2 separate regions of the Homo sapiens genome follow, and region 2 is linked to region 1. The links are chromatin contacts, found by Hi-C or POLR2A ChIA-PET in ENCODE. All regions are on one chromosome and are shown on one strand. The core of a region is the stretch at or near the end of the contact, and the rest is flanking DNA. Distances in the headings are between cores, read along the strand shown. Region 1 overlaps SLC4A10 (solute carrier family 4 member 10). Region 2 overlaps DPP4 (dipeptidyl peptidase 4).

What was found. Hi-C counts contacts between places; a loop is a spot of excess contacts on that map. ChIA-PET counts read pairs that join two places held with the same protein, here RNA polymerase II (POLR2A). Pooled maps may share reads with other maps.
Region 2: a map of CD4-positive, alpha-beta T cell shows a loop between it and region 1 (2.3-fold over the local background). The contact joins two enhancer-like sites. A Hi-C loop is called at or near these places in 5 of 168 maps with a recorded cell type or tissue (CD4-positive, alpha-beta T cell, CD4-positive, alpha-beta memory T cell, CD8-positive, alpha-beta T cell and 1 more) and 11 of 50 pooled maps. POLR2A ChIA-PET finds 5 or more read pairs at or near these places in 14 of 52 experiments (CD4-positive, alpha-beta T cell, CD4-positive, alpha-beta memory T cell, OCI-LY7 and 7 more).

The regions. Positions count from the first base shown.
Region 1 is chr2:161,952,688-161,960,464 of GRCh38, reverse strand. SLC4A10 (solute carrier family 4 member 10) reads right to left here. Exons shown (of 27, transcript NM_001178015.2): 20 at 3,225-3,476; 21 at 1,910-1,978. Among named protein-coding and RNA genes, the nearest start is that of DPP4, 120 kb to the left of the region's middle. Within about 2 kb of position 3,569, at least 3 of the 41 ENCODE cell types and tissues checked have a DNase peak (open chromatin) inside an H3K27ac peak, as active enhancers do; they include CD4-positive, alpha-beta T cell and CD8-positive, alpha-beta T cell, where a contact is called at or near this core.
Region 2 is chr2:161,987,897-161,995,673 of GRCh38, reverse strand. It overlaps DPP4 (dipeptidyl peptidase 4), which reads left to right. Exons shown (of 26, transcript NM_001935.4): 24 at 302-374; 25 at 640-713; 26 at 2,290-3,429. The coding sequence ends at 2,391. Among named protein-coding and RNA genes, the nearest start is that of DPP4, 82 kb to the left of the region's middle. Within about 2 kb of position 3,038, at least 3 of the 41 ENCODE cell types and tissues checked have a DNase peak (open chromatin) inside an H3K27ac peak, as active enhancers do; they include CD4-positive, alpha-beta T cell and CD8-positive, alpha-beta T cell, where a contact is called at or near this core.

The DNA.
Region 1 (7,777 bases), core at 2,320-4,819:
GCTGACCGTGCCTGGCCTTCCTACATCTTCATATAGCCTTCTTCCCTGTCCTGTGTCTCTCTGTGTTCTCCCCTCTTCTTTTTTTTTTTTTTTTTTTTTTTGAGACAGAGTCTCTTTCTGCCTCCCAGGCTGGAGTGCAGTGGTGCAATTTCCACTCACTGCAACCTCCGCCTCCCAGGTTCAAGCAATTCTCCTGCCTCAGCCTCCCAAGTGGCTAGGACTACAGGCGCCCACCACCATGCCCAGATAATTTTTATATTTTTAGTAGAGATGGGGTTTCACCATGCTGGCCAGGATGTTCTCGATCTCTTGACCTCATGATCCGCCCACCTCGGCTTCCCAAAGTGCTGGGATTACAGGCATGAGCCACACCACACTCAACCCCTCTTCTCTTCTTATAAGGACCACAGTCATTAGATTTAGGGCCCACCCTAAATCCATGATTATCTTGTCTTGAAACCCATATCTAATTACATAGGCAAATAGTCTATTTCCAAGTAAGGTCACATTTTGAGACTCCAGGTGGACATAAATTTTCAGGAAACACTCACTATTCAACCAATAACAGTATCATCAAAGAAATACGTGGGAAGAATTTGCCTACAGCTTCTGTAAAAATTTAGAATACACTTGTGGAGGTTTTAAAATGTGTCTACAAATTCTTTGATACTCTTCTCTTCAAGAGATAGTCTCCCTTTTCCCTTCACTTGGGTGCAAGCTGGACTTAGTAGTGGATAGCCTCTAACAAATAGAAAACATGGAAAGACCATGTATGACTTTGAAGACTAAGTCAAAAAGCACTTCATCCTCTTTCTCATTCTCTTCTCTCCTTTCTCCTCTATCTCTCTCTCTCTCTTTTATATTGCTCACTCTGAAGGAGTCACATTCCATGGTTTGAGGACACACTAAGGATTCCATGGAGAGGCCACTGTGGCAAAAGACTGAGTCATCCTACCAACAGGTAGAAAAGAACTGATGCCCTCATGCCCACAGTTGTGGAATAGCCATTTTGCAAGCAGATCCTCCAGCACTATCAAACCTTCAGATGCTGTGGACCTTGTCCACACCCTGACAGTGACCACATGGGACATCCTGAACCAGAACCATCTGGCTGATCTGTTGCCAAATTCATGCCTAAAATATTTATTTAACCAATACTTACTTAAATAATTCATAAAGTTCCCCTTATACTTGAAACTGCTTATATCTTTATTTTAGTCTAATTTTAAAAATAATCCTATAAATATAACAGTAAAACAAACAAAACAAGGGGGAAAACCCCCGGGATATCACTATCTCAACAAATTGTTCTTATTTCTACACCTTCCTTCACAACCCAGCTCAAACTCATAGCTTTATAAACCTATGGTCAATAGTTTCTTACTTTGTATTATGTTGTAAGCATTTTTGCCATGTTACTTTTGTGGTTCCTATAATTATCAATTTTCAGTGAATATACCATAGGTTACCTAATTATTTGACTGCAGTTAGAGAATTGGGTTGTTTCCAATATTTTAATAGTATGTGTTACAATGAACATCTTCGTGCATAAAGACTTTTCCTATTCTTACCAATAGATGTCCATACACATGATTAAAGTGTCAAATATTATAAATATTTGGATATATATTGAAATATACTACTATGATTTTTCTAAAAATGCTGTAAAATCTAAGCCTCTTACAGTTTTAATATACTTATGATAAAGAAAAGTACCATAAGATTATGAACCTTAGATGCTGGAGAGAATCTTCTTTAACTTTTGTAACTCTGACAAGTTTGAAGAAATTTAATTGTGGTCTAAAAGCTGTTCCTCAGGTGGTGGCATTTTCTCAGCTGTCACATGACTTATCAGTAGACCTTAAGGTCAGTCATCACAGATGTGCCTGTAGTACTGTAAGTAATTTACCTGAATTCCCTTTAGAGATGAAGCACCCATATAAAGAAACACTCCATATAGCACTGGCATGGGAATAAACTGTAAAAGAACAATTGGAGAAAAGGCAGAAATCATTTTCAAATAGATTGTGGTTTTGCATTTATCAAAGAAAAAAACAGGGAAAAAAGGCATTTTTGAATAGAAACAGTATAGTACAGATTCAGAAGACAAGGATTCAAGTTCCAGCTCTAGCATTTTTAGCTGTGTAACCTTAGGTAAGTTACTTAAGCTCTCTGTGCCTTAGTTTCCCAATATCTAAAAGGAGATGATAACAATAGGGTTGTTATAATTATTTAATAGGTCAAAATCTATTTTTAAAAACCATGTAGTATATAATGAACAATAATATTATTATTATGCTACTTTGGAGACAACTTGAATTTTGCTTTACAAAGATAAGATATTTGGATTAAAGGTGGATTAAAAATGAAGCTAACATTTAGATGTGTTTCCTGTATTATACCAGGTATTTGTAAATATATGGATAATTCAGATTTTCTCTTTTTATTGGAATAGTTCACATCATCTTATGTCTATAACATAATTACTTATATAACAGAGATTAATTCTTGCAAAGGTACTTGTGTTAATGATCAAATACAAGTAAACTAGTGTAAATCATTAAATAATTTAATTAAAATGTCAAATTATAGGCAAATAAAATGTGTTGTAATTTATAGCGCAATTGACACACCTTGGAAATATCTGACAAAATTACATGACAAAATAATTACTAGTTAATCCTCTTAAAAATAGATTTCAAGTTTTGTGTGAAAAAAAAATCACTATATGCAATGATGATGTCCAGACAGTGGTTTTACAGAGCACTTAAAATGGAAAACTGCGTATGTGACTATAACCAGGCTCATCCCTTCACCTCTATCTCTTATTAATAGTAAGTAATATTAACTGCTAATATATTTATCCACTGACAAGAAAATAGAATCTTTATGAATGCCTGTAATGGATTCGGGTCACAAGTCAGTCAGAAACAATGAGTGACTTTTTCCCATAGCTTGATCACCGATTCAAAATTGTTACAATAATTTACTCATCAAATTTTACTTTGCCAGACTAAATTTTTATGTATTTAAGGGTTTTAAAATATAGGACGTAATTTCCCTCCCTTAGGTTATGAAGAATTATATAAACATGGTTCAGAAATTCATCACTTTCATCACATGCCACACAATATTTGCAAATTTATGGCTCAGATTCAAATGAAAATTTTAAATGATGATAAATGTATTCTTTCTCTCAAGTTCATAAAGACAGATTTTGTTACCTTCAGAATACTGGTCATAAAGACTGATGAACCCATAAGAATAAAAATCATAAGCCCAGTAACCCTTTGCTCCCGAATGCCGAGAAATTTGGGTTGTTCTCCTGGAGCTGAGCATTCTGATTCCAGTTTTAGGCTATTGACATGAGTGATGGAGAGGACTGTGGCAGCCACAAACCATGGCAGGCCCATGATGGAGCATACACCGAGCATGACAGCCACCATTAATAGGTCCAGATGGTACCCACAACCTTTCTGTTTAAAAAAGAAAGAAAGAGAGAAAGAAACTGTGTCAATAACAGGGCTAAGGGTGGCCTGATTGCGAATAGAAACCACTTCCTGATGATACTCAACAAGCCCTTCATATCAGATCTCCTGGAGTAACTCTTAAACAAACACTCAGTTTCCAATTGCCCTCGTTTGTCTCATTGGGTGACTTCTATTAGAAAAAATAATATCATGGAGCCTAAGCTCCCCTGTATAGTCATTTTCTCCTTAATATAGTGCTATCTTGTTCTAATTTGCTTCAGTTTCAGCACTAGACAAATTAAGCCCCTCCTTAGAAATCACGGTTTTTTGTTTTCTATTTCCTCTGTTATGCTACTCCACTGTCACTGATCTCCAGGTGTTGCAAACTAAGTGCCTCCTAGGACCAGGTAGGAAATGTAAAGGAGGAAAAATAGGTGCAATGGGGTGTGTGAAAACTGCCCTCTTGCACAGACAGGGTGCTCTCTGAGGAGGGAAATCAAAGATGGGGAAGAGCACTCCCTCCATACCCTGCAGGAATCGAAGTGTAGAGCCTCAGAAGCAGCCAAAGGGATGGCCTATTTTATGTTCCACCTTTTATTTTTAATTTTTAGTGACTGCTTTATGAGAGGCAGTATAATAAAGTGGTTAAGAATATAAGTTCTGGAGTCAGACTGCCTGGAATGAAATGCTAGCTCAACCAATAAATCACTTAAGCTCTTGTGCCTCTTTTTCCCTATCTGAAAAACGATGATGATGATAGTAGAAGGCACCTCACTGGGCTGTTGTGATAATTAAATTAGTTGATGTTGTAAATCATTTGGAATAATATCTGTTGAATAGAAAGCAATCAGAAAATGTTAGGTACTATTATATTCTAGTGGTTAAACAATAAATGTTTCTTTTGTACTCATTAGGTTTCAAGGCTCCTTAATAAAACTATTAATATGTTTCTTAAGATCAGATAACTTATATAATTTCTCAGTATTTCCTCTAGTTTTTAGCACAATCATTGGCACACAATAAGCAATCAATAAAAGTTACAAATTGACTTTTTTGAAAATAAAATACGCATCAAACATTTCAGAATCAAATTTAGTAAGTGTAATTTTAAAATAAATACAGCAGTTAAATTTGTTATTATGACCATGAGCAGAAATTACCAATTCTTCTAGGAGAATAATAGTCTTTTTTAGAGGTAGTTTTATATAACTTCAAGCAGTTTGTAGTCAGTATGAGAGCTCTTATAGCCTGGAGTGTGAAACACACTGAGTATTTGTTGCATATTTGTCATGGTAGTCTTTTCTCTGTGATTTTGTTTTCTTGTTTTCTTAGTAAGAAGGTTCTTAAAGTCAGTTGTACTTTCTTTCCTTTCTGCTCATCCTTTCCAAATTATAAAAGTGCAAGAGATGATAGTGAGGAGACAATGAGAGTTATGTGCCTAAGGACCTGTTCCTCCTATGTTGACACCAAAGCAATGGTACCCTTCATTGATTCAGCTTACTGGGGCAATACTACAATTTACCAAAATATCTAACTCAATTTCCTGAATGAATATGACTCTGGAAACTTTTCTTTGCAAGTAACTCAAGAAAGAATTTGATTAGTAAGAGTTGAAGAGTAGGAAGAGAAACTGCCTGGTGTCAGCATAACCAAAAAAGCATAGGAAACAGTTTTGCCAGGACCATAATATCATCCCTTGGCCCTTTTGCAAAACATTTTGGAAGATGTAATTCCATAGAATAGAACTCAGATTTTGGTCCCTTTAAAGGACAATGTCTTAAGCAGTTTGAGAAGTGTTTTGTCCTAGCAACTCTGGAGTGAGAAGGATGTAGAACAGGGAAGGACCTCATACTTAAGCCTCTGCCTCTGAGGGAGTACAATGTGAATGGTGCCCCCTTGGAGCTATTTTGCAAAATTATGGTACTGCTAAGAGAAATCAAAAGATGGAAGAGGAGCTGGTGGCTGTGAGATGAGCATCAGAGGAGGGCAGAAGACAGGGGGCCTTGAGAGTCAGGCTTGTACTTTTTAGCACACCTGGACTTTCTCAGAGTCCACATTCACTACATCTCAATAATATGAGGGAGATCTTTGTCGCGATAGTGATTTCCAATAGCTCTTATTGAATGTTTTAAAAATATGATACAAATGTAAACAGTGGGATTCTGAATTGCAGGAAGTAGGCAAAATAATTCTTTCAGAGGAAATAATTTCTTTTCTAAATTTATAAAGCTAGTTTTGTAATATATAAATATATAACAAAAACAAAAATATAATTTCCCCTAATTATGCTGTACAACAATGGCAGCATCTTGATTTAATGTAAACCAAAGGAAATAAATAAAGCAGTTCTTGCTCTTCCCCTAACTAACCAGTATCCTTCTTGCCTTTCATTTAAAATGTCTTTAAAAACTTGGACTTTGTAACAAAATTATTAGCTGATAGGCATGCCAGCCAAAGAGAAGTATCCCTTTGTCAGACAGAGAACTCTACACCTTCTAACATATTTCTGTAGATTTTTTTCTCAAATAAAGACAGAGCTAGAGCTTTTATTCTCACATTCATCCATGAATCACAGGAAATGGACATATGGGAGGAAAAGGGAGCATAGCAACAGGTGATGCTACACCAGACCCCACTAAAACCAACATGCAGCAAGACAAGAGGCCAGCCAAGAGGACCATCTGATACCCAGATGCCACTGCTGAAAAAATTCATTTCAAAGCTTGGCAGCAATTTCCTGCATCTGTCAAGTTAACCACATAAAAGACTATAGATTGACATGAAGAACCAGGCTGACAAAGAGGGCAAAAAAGAACATATCAAATGCCATAATCATCAAGAGAATATGGTGCCAAATGAATGTTGCAAATGCATTCATTTACTCAAGTGATCCGGGATTGTATTGCTGTTTATTAAAAATGATGTCAAAAGAAGCCTGAACTGTCTACAGAAACATGTAGAAAAGCCCACAGTTGTATCTTAACAGAAACTTTCTTTTTTATAAGATTTTATCTCTCTTTTCACATTTAGAGAATGTGCTTTAAAAAACCCAAGTAGATATTTTTAATGCTTTTCAAAAGGATTCAGTTAACTTATGCCTAATCCACTTCTCTAAGGGAGAAACAAACAAACAAATGCTAGAGAGAGTATGGATTTATATGTACATTTATGTATAATATACATGATACTTCACATTCTCAAATTTTTGTATTTGCCTCTTCTTTCACTCTGGAGCCATCCAAAGGATCATAGGATGCAATGAGTTCGAGGTTTACTGATTTTGAGCTCCCCCATTCTTCGGGAGTAGTAAGTCACCTATGCAGTGCAACACAGCTTTATTGTGTAAATAGTGACACTCATGAAATGATAAAAACATTTTTTTTTTTTGAGACGGAGTCTCACCCTGTCGCCCAGGCCAGGGTGCAATGGCATGATCTCATCTCACTGCAACCTCTGCCTTCCAGGTTCAGACGATTCTCCTGCCTCAGCCTCCTGAGTAGCTGGGATTACAGGTGCCCGCCACTACGCCCAGCTAATCTTTGTGTTTTTAGTAGAGATGGGGTTTCACCATGTTGGCCAGGCTGGTCTCTAACTCCTGACCTCGTGATCCACCTGTCTCGGCCTCCCAAAGTGCTGGGATTACAGGCGTGAGCCACTGTGCCTGGCCAATAAAAACATTTTTATCAGCAGGAGAAATATCATCTAAAAGAAAACCAGCTACTAGTTCTGGCAATAGAGGTGAAGAAAAAGTAAAAAGATCTAAAATATGTTTGGGAGAGATAAAGAATGAAATGAGGAATTCTGAGTTGACTTGGGTGTATGTAGACTTAGATACATGATGTGGAGTCTACCAAGTGTTTGATACATAAACTACAAAACATGATTCATTAAACAATTTCGGGGAATGCTCCAACCAAGGCAAAAATGGGTTTTCAAGTGAGAAAAGAAAATTAGTAAAAGCTGAAAATGCTTTCACAAGTGGTTAGCTTGTGGTCTGGTGATATACTCAAGAAACACATCTTTTAGTGAAAATGTGGTTCAAGTCAAAGCCAGGAGACTTTGCAAACATTTCAATGAAGCAACAGGCGGGGAGAAGGACTATGGAACAAACCGTTACTCTGAGTAAATAACATTCTGAGAAGGTGATTTTGTTGTTGTTAACGGGAAAACCAGTAGCATCAGACCACACTCTATAGAAGCTTATAGGAGACAAGAGTTATAGGCCCAATAGGGGTTCAATGTAGATGAAATACATCTTCACTGGAAGAAATTTGCTTTAAAAGTATTCATATCTAAGAAGGAGGATG
Region 2 (7,777 bases), core at 1,789-4,288, 36 kb before region 1:
GGACACAGCCAATCTGGGATCTGGGACTCAAGGGGTTTTGCATGCAGGCTGGGTGGCAGGTGCCCTCTTCCTGCATGTTCAGGGAAGATGTGGCATCCTCCCTTCCAGTCCTGTCTCCCAGGCACAGGGCATGCTGTGCATTCTGCCATGCATGGAGACAGCATTTGCTTGAATATCGGTTTGCTATATTTTGTATCAAAGGGGGCCCCAGCTGAAAACATTTTATTTTGTAAACTGAAGTGAAAAATCAGTTTATGGCAGATCCTTTTTTGAATAATGACATTCTTTCTCCCAATTCCAGAATTCAACAGTCATGAGCAGAGCTGAAAATTTTAAACAAGTTGAGTACCTCCTTATTCATGGAACAGCAGATGGTGAGTTTCAGTTAATTAGACTTTTTAGTATCACAGACAGGTTTGCAATTTCACTACTGACAAAACAAAAGCATGAGGGGCAAGACTGTTACATTTACTTCAATAAAACAGTGTTGCTTTCCACAAGTCACTTGTCTTGGGCTAAATGGGATGCTGAGTCCTAGAACTTCAAACAGTCCCTTTCTTCTTGTGCCTTTCCCACCCCTTGGTACCAGAAAACTGGAGTGGCTATTAGCTACTTTATGTTTCCTTTCTCTCCCTGCAGATAACGTTCACTTTCAGCAGTCAGCTCAGATCTCCAAAGCCCTGGTCGATGTTGGAGTGGATTTCCAGGCAATGGTATAGAAAAACTTTGTGCAAGGGGAGGGAAGTTGCTGGTGGGGTCTAGTTTCCTCTTTCTGGGCTAATTCTTTTAGCAGTGCCACAGACAGGACAGAATAAAAACATTAAAAATTTTTTTTTCAACGTGAAGTCAGAAGAGTGGTATCCTTCAGCCATGCACAGAGTAATGCTCAATAATATTAGCGAGTTTGGGGTTAAGAAGCACAATATCGCATATGCTGGGAGTATCAAGACACTGCTCTCCTGTTCATGTGATTGTTCAGTCTCTCCCTATTTTGATTCAAAAGTAATCACTTGTTCAGTAAATGTGTGGCAGAGTAATTCTAAAGTGAAACCAGCATGATAATAGCTCAGCTCAAATATGAAAATCCATTTCTGTCTGGTATGTATTACTAGCTATTCTAACAACAGTGGGATCTTAATAATCAGCATGCTTCAGTTTTTGCAATTACAAGGTGATCTTTTGTTGAATAACCACAGGCGATAAACAATTAGGATTGTTTTATAAAGTCAGGAATGGCTAGAGCTGTTGTTGTCTATGCAGAGGATATTTCTACGTATTATGTCAAATTCATTTTCTGCATTAGAGATTTTCAGATGAAGGAAAACGTATTTTTAATGTGTGCATGTATGTATATGTATTTATGTGTCCTCTAACACACATGATTTGCTCTGTGCTCAGTTCAAATGGTGCCCAATGCACAGGAGTGGGACAGTTACTTGATACTGAGAAAAACTGGCTATCTTTTGGGTCAGTGTTTTATAAGAGGTTGAAGTTTATTTTTCTACTATTCAAAGAAAAGACAAATGCTACTTTAATTAAGCTTTTTTTAAAGTTAACTTATGTCTCCATAATTTATGTTTGCCCGGTAATGACTTCCCAATTATTTAACAAGGTATGAATCAATAAATTTTTGTCCCAGATCATTAATTCCTTTTACATAAATGTCAAATACACAGATTTCTTAAAATACCAGTTTAAAATCTAAGTGTTTACAAATAATACATCTGATTTTTGACTTCACTTCTATTAAACATATATATGTAATATTGAAATAGAGTTTTTCCAGTTTCTAGGTGCTATATATTAGGCAATATTGCTTTAAAAAAAATCATTTAGTTTAATACAGTTTATCTTACTAGAGTACAGAGAAATTTAACACTTGATAACAGTTTAATTAAAACAAGTGGGCTTAATGGGATAATCATTCCTTCCCATGCATGCTGTGTAAGCGCCCTTTGAGTCAAATTTGGAAATGGATTGGGTGTTTTAATTAAAATGTACGTATCTTTAAAGCACTATTCAATAAAGCCAAATTCACAGTGAGTTCTCTCAGCACCTGCAAAAGAGGATCAGAGACTTCTGCAGGACAGAACAACGTGCCCTGGAAAAGCTCTGGGGGAAAATTAGACCCCCTCTTTGACCCCGTTTCAGTTTATAAACTGCCTCAGGAATTAAAACACTCTGTTTTATACCATGTATGCTCGTGAGAGCTCATTTGAATTTACGTATTTTTTTTTTTAAGAAGAGTACTGACTTCCTAATTCTAACTTCTTTTCTTTCTCTCTCTAGTGGTATACTGATGAAGACCATGGAATAGCTAGCAGCACAGCACACCAACATATATATACCCACATGAGCCACTTCATAAAACAATGTTTCTCTTTACCTTAGCACCTCAAAATACCATGCCATTTAAAGCTTATTAAAACTCATTTTTGTTTTCATTATCTCAAAACTGCACTGTCAAGATGATGATGATCTTTAAAATACACACTCAAATCAAGAAACTTAAGGTTACCTTTGTTCCCAAATTTCATACCTATCATCTTAAGTAGGGACTTCTGTCTTCACAACAGATTATTACCTTACAGAAGTTTGAATTATCCGGTCGGGTTTTATTGTTTAAAATCATTTCTGCATCAGCTGCTGAAACAACAAATAGGAATTGTTTTTATGGAGGCTTTGCATAGATTCCCTGAGCAGGATTTTAATCTTTTTCTAACTGGACTGGTTCAAATGTTGTTCTCTTCTTTAAAGGGATGGCAAGATGTGGGCAGTGATGTCACTAGGGCAGGGACAGGATAAGAGGGATTAGGGAGAGAAGATAGCAGGGCATGGCTGGGAACCCAAGTCCAAGCATACCAACACGAGCAGGCTACTGTCAGCTCCCCTCGGAGAAGAGCTGTTCACAGCCAGACTGGCACAGTTTTCTGAGAAAGACTATTCAAACAGTCTCAGGAAATCAAATATGCAAAGCACTGACTTCTAAGTAAAACCACAGCAGTTGAAAAGACTCCAAAGAAATGTAAGGGAAACTGCCAGCAACGCAGGCCCCCAGGTGCCAGTTATGGCTATAGGTGCTACAAAAACACAGCAAGGGTGATGGGAAAGCATTGTAAATGTGCTTTTAAAAAAAAATACTGATGTTCCTAGTGAAAGAGGCAGCTTGAAACTGAGATGTGAACACATCAGCTTGCCCTGTTAAAAGATGAAAATATTTGTATCACAAATCTTAACTTGAAGGAGTCCTTGCATCAATTTTTCTTATTTCATTTCTTTGAGTGTCTTAATTAAAAGAATATTTTAACTTCCTTGGACTCATTTTAAAAAATGGAACATAAAATACAATGTTATGTATTATTATTCCCATTCTACATACTATGGAATTTCTCCCAGTCATTTAATAAATGTGCCTTCATTTTTTCAGAAGTAATGACTTGTGTCTTGAATAAGACCTAAACCGCACTGGCATATGGACACATTTATCTAGAAAGGCTCTTGTTTATTTTGTTAGTAATCCCAGACTACCTTGTAAACATGGAAAGAGTTCAGCTTTGGTAAAAAAATTAGATATATAAAAATGTGTTAAGCTAAACAGTTCATAGGTTTTTGCCTAATAATGTGCAATTTCTCTTATCATAAATACATACAGCTTTTGAGAAATCAACTTAAACTAATTTTAGTTACTTATATCATACACAATTTATAATTTTATTCCAGGGAACTATGATGAGGCTTATATAAGAACGAATAAGATCAGAAATATCATTCTGGCAGTTCTTATGGCTCAGTAGAAGTAGTCAATTATTTAAGTGGTTGACTATTTGTGGTTGACATTACTATAAAAATGAAAGTGGCCAGGCATGGTGGCTCACGCCTGTAATCTCAGCCCTTTGGGAGGCTGAGGCAGGCAGATCACGAGGTCAGGAGATCGAGATCATCCTGGCTAACACAGTGAAACCCCATCTCTACTAAAAATACAAAAAATTAGCTAGGCATCGTGGCGGGCGCCTGTAGTCCCACCTACTGGGGACACTGAGGCAGGAGAATGGTGTGAACCCGGGAGGCGGAAGTTGCAGTGAGCCGAGATCACACCACTGTACTCCAGCCTGGGCTACAGAATGAGACTCCGTCTCAAAAAAAAAAAAAAAAAGAAAAAAAGAAAGCATAAATTTTTTTTTTTTCCGAGACAGAGTCTTGCTCTGTTGCCCAGGCTGGAGTGCAGTGGCATGATCTCGGCTCCTGGGTTCAAACGATTCTTCTGTCTCAGCCTCCCAAGTAGCTGGGATTACAGGTGCGTGCCACCATGCCTGGCTAATTTTTGTATTTTTAGTAGAGATGGGTTTTTGTCCTGTTGGCTAGGCTGGTCACGAACTCTTAACCTCAGGTGATCCGCCCGCCTTGGCCTTCCAAAGTGCTAGGATTACAGGCGTGAGCCACCACATCTGACCGAAAGCAATAATTTTAAATGCTGAATTTGGCCTAGCAAAGCAATATCCAGATAACAGAAAACATCATTTTTTTCAATTATTTGCAAAACAGCCTCATTTTTAAAAATTTGACTTTATGAGTTTAAACTTAGCTTCAGACCATTTGCTAGACAAAGTTTTCCCAGACAGGGTGAGCTACAGCATAAAAACCTAAAAATGGAAGAAATGGAAAAAAAAATCTACCAATTGAACATGAGACTGGTGAGTCATGCATAGGAATGGACAGAGGATTGTGAAATCCATCTTCAACTACAGCTTCAGAGCATGCCATTGAGTCACTTCACCTTAATTAAATCTCAACTCCCACTCCTCCATTGGAACCACAAACTGACCTTCCAATCTGTAGGACTCTTCTTGTCAAAATTCTGTTTCTTAATACAGTTCAATCATTGTGAGTAGCTGGATCAATCTTTGCAGAATTGTATATCAAGAAGCGGTAGTAATATATGTTCACATCCTGGACAGCATTAATAGTCATAAAAGCAAATTAAATAGAAATTCTCCTTTTATCTTAATTGAAGCCAGACATTGTACAATGTCAGATATTGTACAACATCATATATCATACAAGTCAGATATTATAATCGTAATATCTAAGTCAGATACTATTTAATATTTATACAATATCAAAATGATATGGATTAATATTTCTTTAGTTTCTAAGCATGTGCAGTATTTTCTCTGGAGTGAGGTAATCCCAGCACATATTTTTCAAGCATTGAAGGCTGCAAAAAGTAATAATGTGAGTAAAGTCGAAGTAGTTTTCATTTGACCCTCATAGGACAAGTTTTCCTTTCCAATGAGAGTTTTAAATTAGCTTATGGAAAAAAGAAGAAAATGGACAAATAAGTTAGAGATAAACTTAATCTGAGAATAAGTTTAAAACATACAGGAACCAGTCATACCACTAAGATGTGCAGACTTGTCTTGACATTCATAGCTGCAGCCTCTGCAGACACAGGAATGGCTAAGACTCCTTTCATAACAACCTGTGAGAGTACACCAGTGCCCAGAGGCACATACACGAAAAGAAGGGAGAAATGGCTTACATCTCTTCTATGGATACAGGGTTGGTTTTTTAAGTTTCTATCAAGATTTTTAGAAAATCACTATGAATTATTTTTTAACATGTTTGTTGGAAATTTTGCTAAATATGAGTACATACCTTCATACTTTATTAAATATCAGGCACAGAATATAATTCAATGCATTCTTGATAACTCAGAGCCACTACCATAAAAGTTAATGAACATACTGGGCTTCGTGACATTCTGCATATTTTCTGTTTCTTTTCTTATTCACAGGTAGTCACTGAGGCTACCAGTTCCACTTCTTGGCATTTGCTACTTTTGCTCGAAGTTGATGTGAGAATACTGATTTATAAGACTACTAGATTTGTACAATATTTATGATTCAATAAACTCTAAATAGAAAACACAACAAAACATAAGCATGACTTTTTTCCATAAAGTAAGAGGATTTTGTTGGCCAACTCTGTGGCAGTTATTTCAGCAGCGTCCAAGAACTCTTTTGTGTACATCCTGAGTGACCTAGAGTGTGTATTCAGGATGTCTGAGGGATACAGATGGTTGAGAATAATAGACAAGTGTGGGTTATAAAGTATAACATCACAGCCAGGCATGGTGGCGGCTCACACCTGTAATCATAGCACTTTGGGAGGCCAAGCGGGGTGGATTGCCTGAGCCCAGTTCGAGACCAGCCTGGGTAACACGGTGAAACCCCGTCTTTATTGAAATACAAAAAAGTAGCCAGGCATGGTGGTGTGCTCCTGTAATCCCAGCTACTCGGGAGTCTGAGACAGGAGAATCACTTGAACCCGGGAGTCGGAGGTTGCAGTTAGCAGAGATCGCGCCATTGCACTCCAGCCTGGGTGACAGAGCGAGACTCCATCTCAAAATAAATAAATAAATACATAAACAAAGTATAACATCACTATCCCATGAGGAAAGCTCAGAGCATGGTATGAATGGACCAATATTATGGCCCATAGAAATGTATCATCTTTCTGCACAGTCTTCTTTCTGTGACAATATTAACATTTACACCCAAGAATTTGAATTAATAGTTAACTTCCTTAATTGAGAGAAAACTTTTTTTTTTGGTGCTTACAGGCTTTAAGCCTCAACAAACTCGATAAAAATTCTTATTCTATATAGTCTTTCATCTGAACCCACTCTTCAAATTATTTAAAAAGCATGTGTGAGTGTGGTGTGAAGTGTGACCATCCAACAATCAAAAACCCTTTTTATTTTTTAAGCTTCTTCTATCCAAGGTCCTGATATTTGTGACTCATGAGCAAAAAAGGTGTTTCACTGGGTAAGTTTGGTTTCCAGTGTTAATAACAGAAAGATTGGTGGCAAAGAAAATGTAACATATTAAGCAGAAATATTAATCATCATAACCTGATTCTGGTTCCATGAGCCAGAATGAATAACCTGATAAGGAGGAAGGCGGTCACATCTCACCTCCTGCTGGAGACACAGTGCCCTGCAGCTGAGGTCAGTTGGACCTGGGTTAGAGTCTCAGTACCACCAACTCACTAATGGGGAACATTTAAAGAACAATACTTAGCCTCTTTGAACTCCAGTGTCTTAATTTGTAAAAAGTACAAAAAGACCTACCTTACAGAACTGGTTGCATTGCTCTGAAGATTTACATAGATACAATGCCTGACACCTTCCTTTCACCTTTTCCCTCCTTCTAGTCACAACCATGTAGCTGCTTCTTAATGGCTCCATAGATTACACAGATTCTTGCCTTAGTCTTCTGTGTCCTCAGGTGCTGGGCACTTGAAGGTACTCATTAAGCATTTGCTGTGTTCCAATACTGACATGTCCGTGACAATTCTTTTTGGACTTTTAATCATTCTTAATAAACTGAGCAGCAGGATCTTCTGGTATATTTTACTTATTATATCAAGAGCCTTTGCTGGCTGGGTAAACAGCAGAGCACAGATCTGGGCTCTGGAGAGTTACAAAAGAGGGGCAAAACACCAAACACCATCCCTACCTTCAAGGAGTTTATAAATAAATGGAAAAAAGAAGTCACATGAAAAAAATATTTAACTCTACACACACCGGAAGGCAAGAGGATCCAGACAGAAAACTGAATCCAGGGTAAGAATGTAGGGTAGGATTCAAGGCTGGGCGGAGAGAAGGTGGTTTCTGGATTATTATGAAGCAGTCATTGTCTGAACTGTGCACCACACTTAGGTTTCTTTAACAGTCTCAGGCTTGCTGTGGACACTGTGCTTTTCAGAACACTTT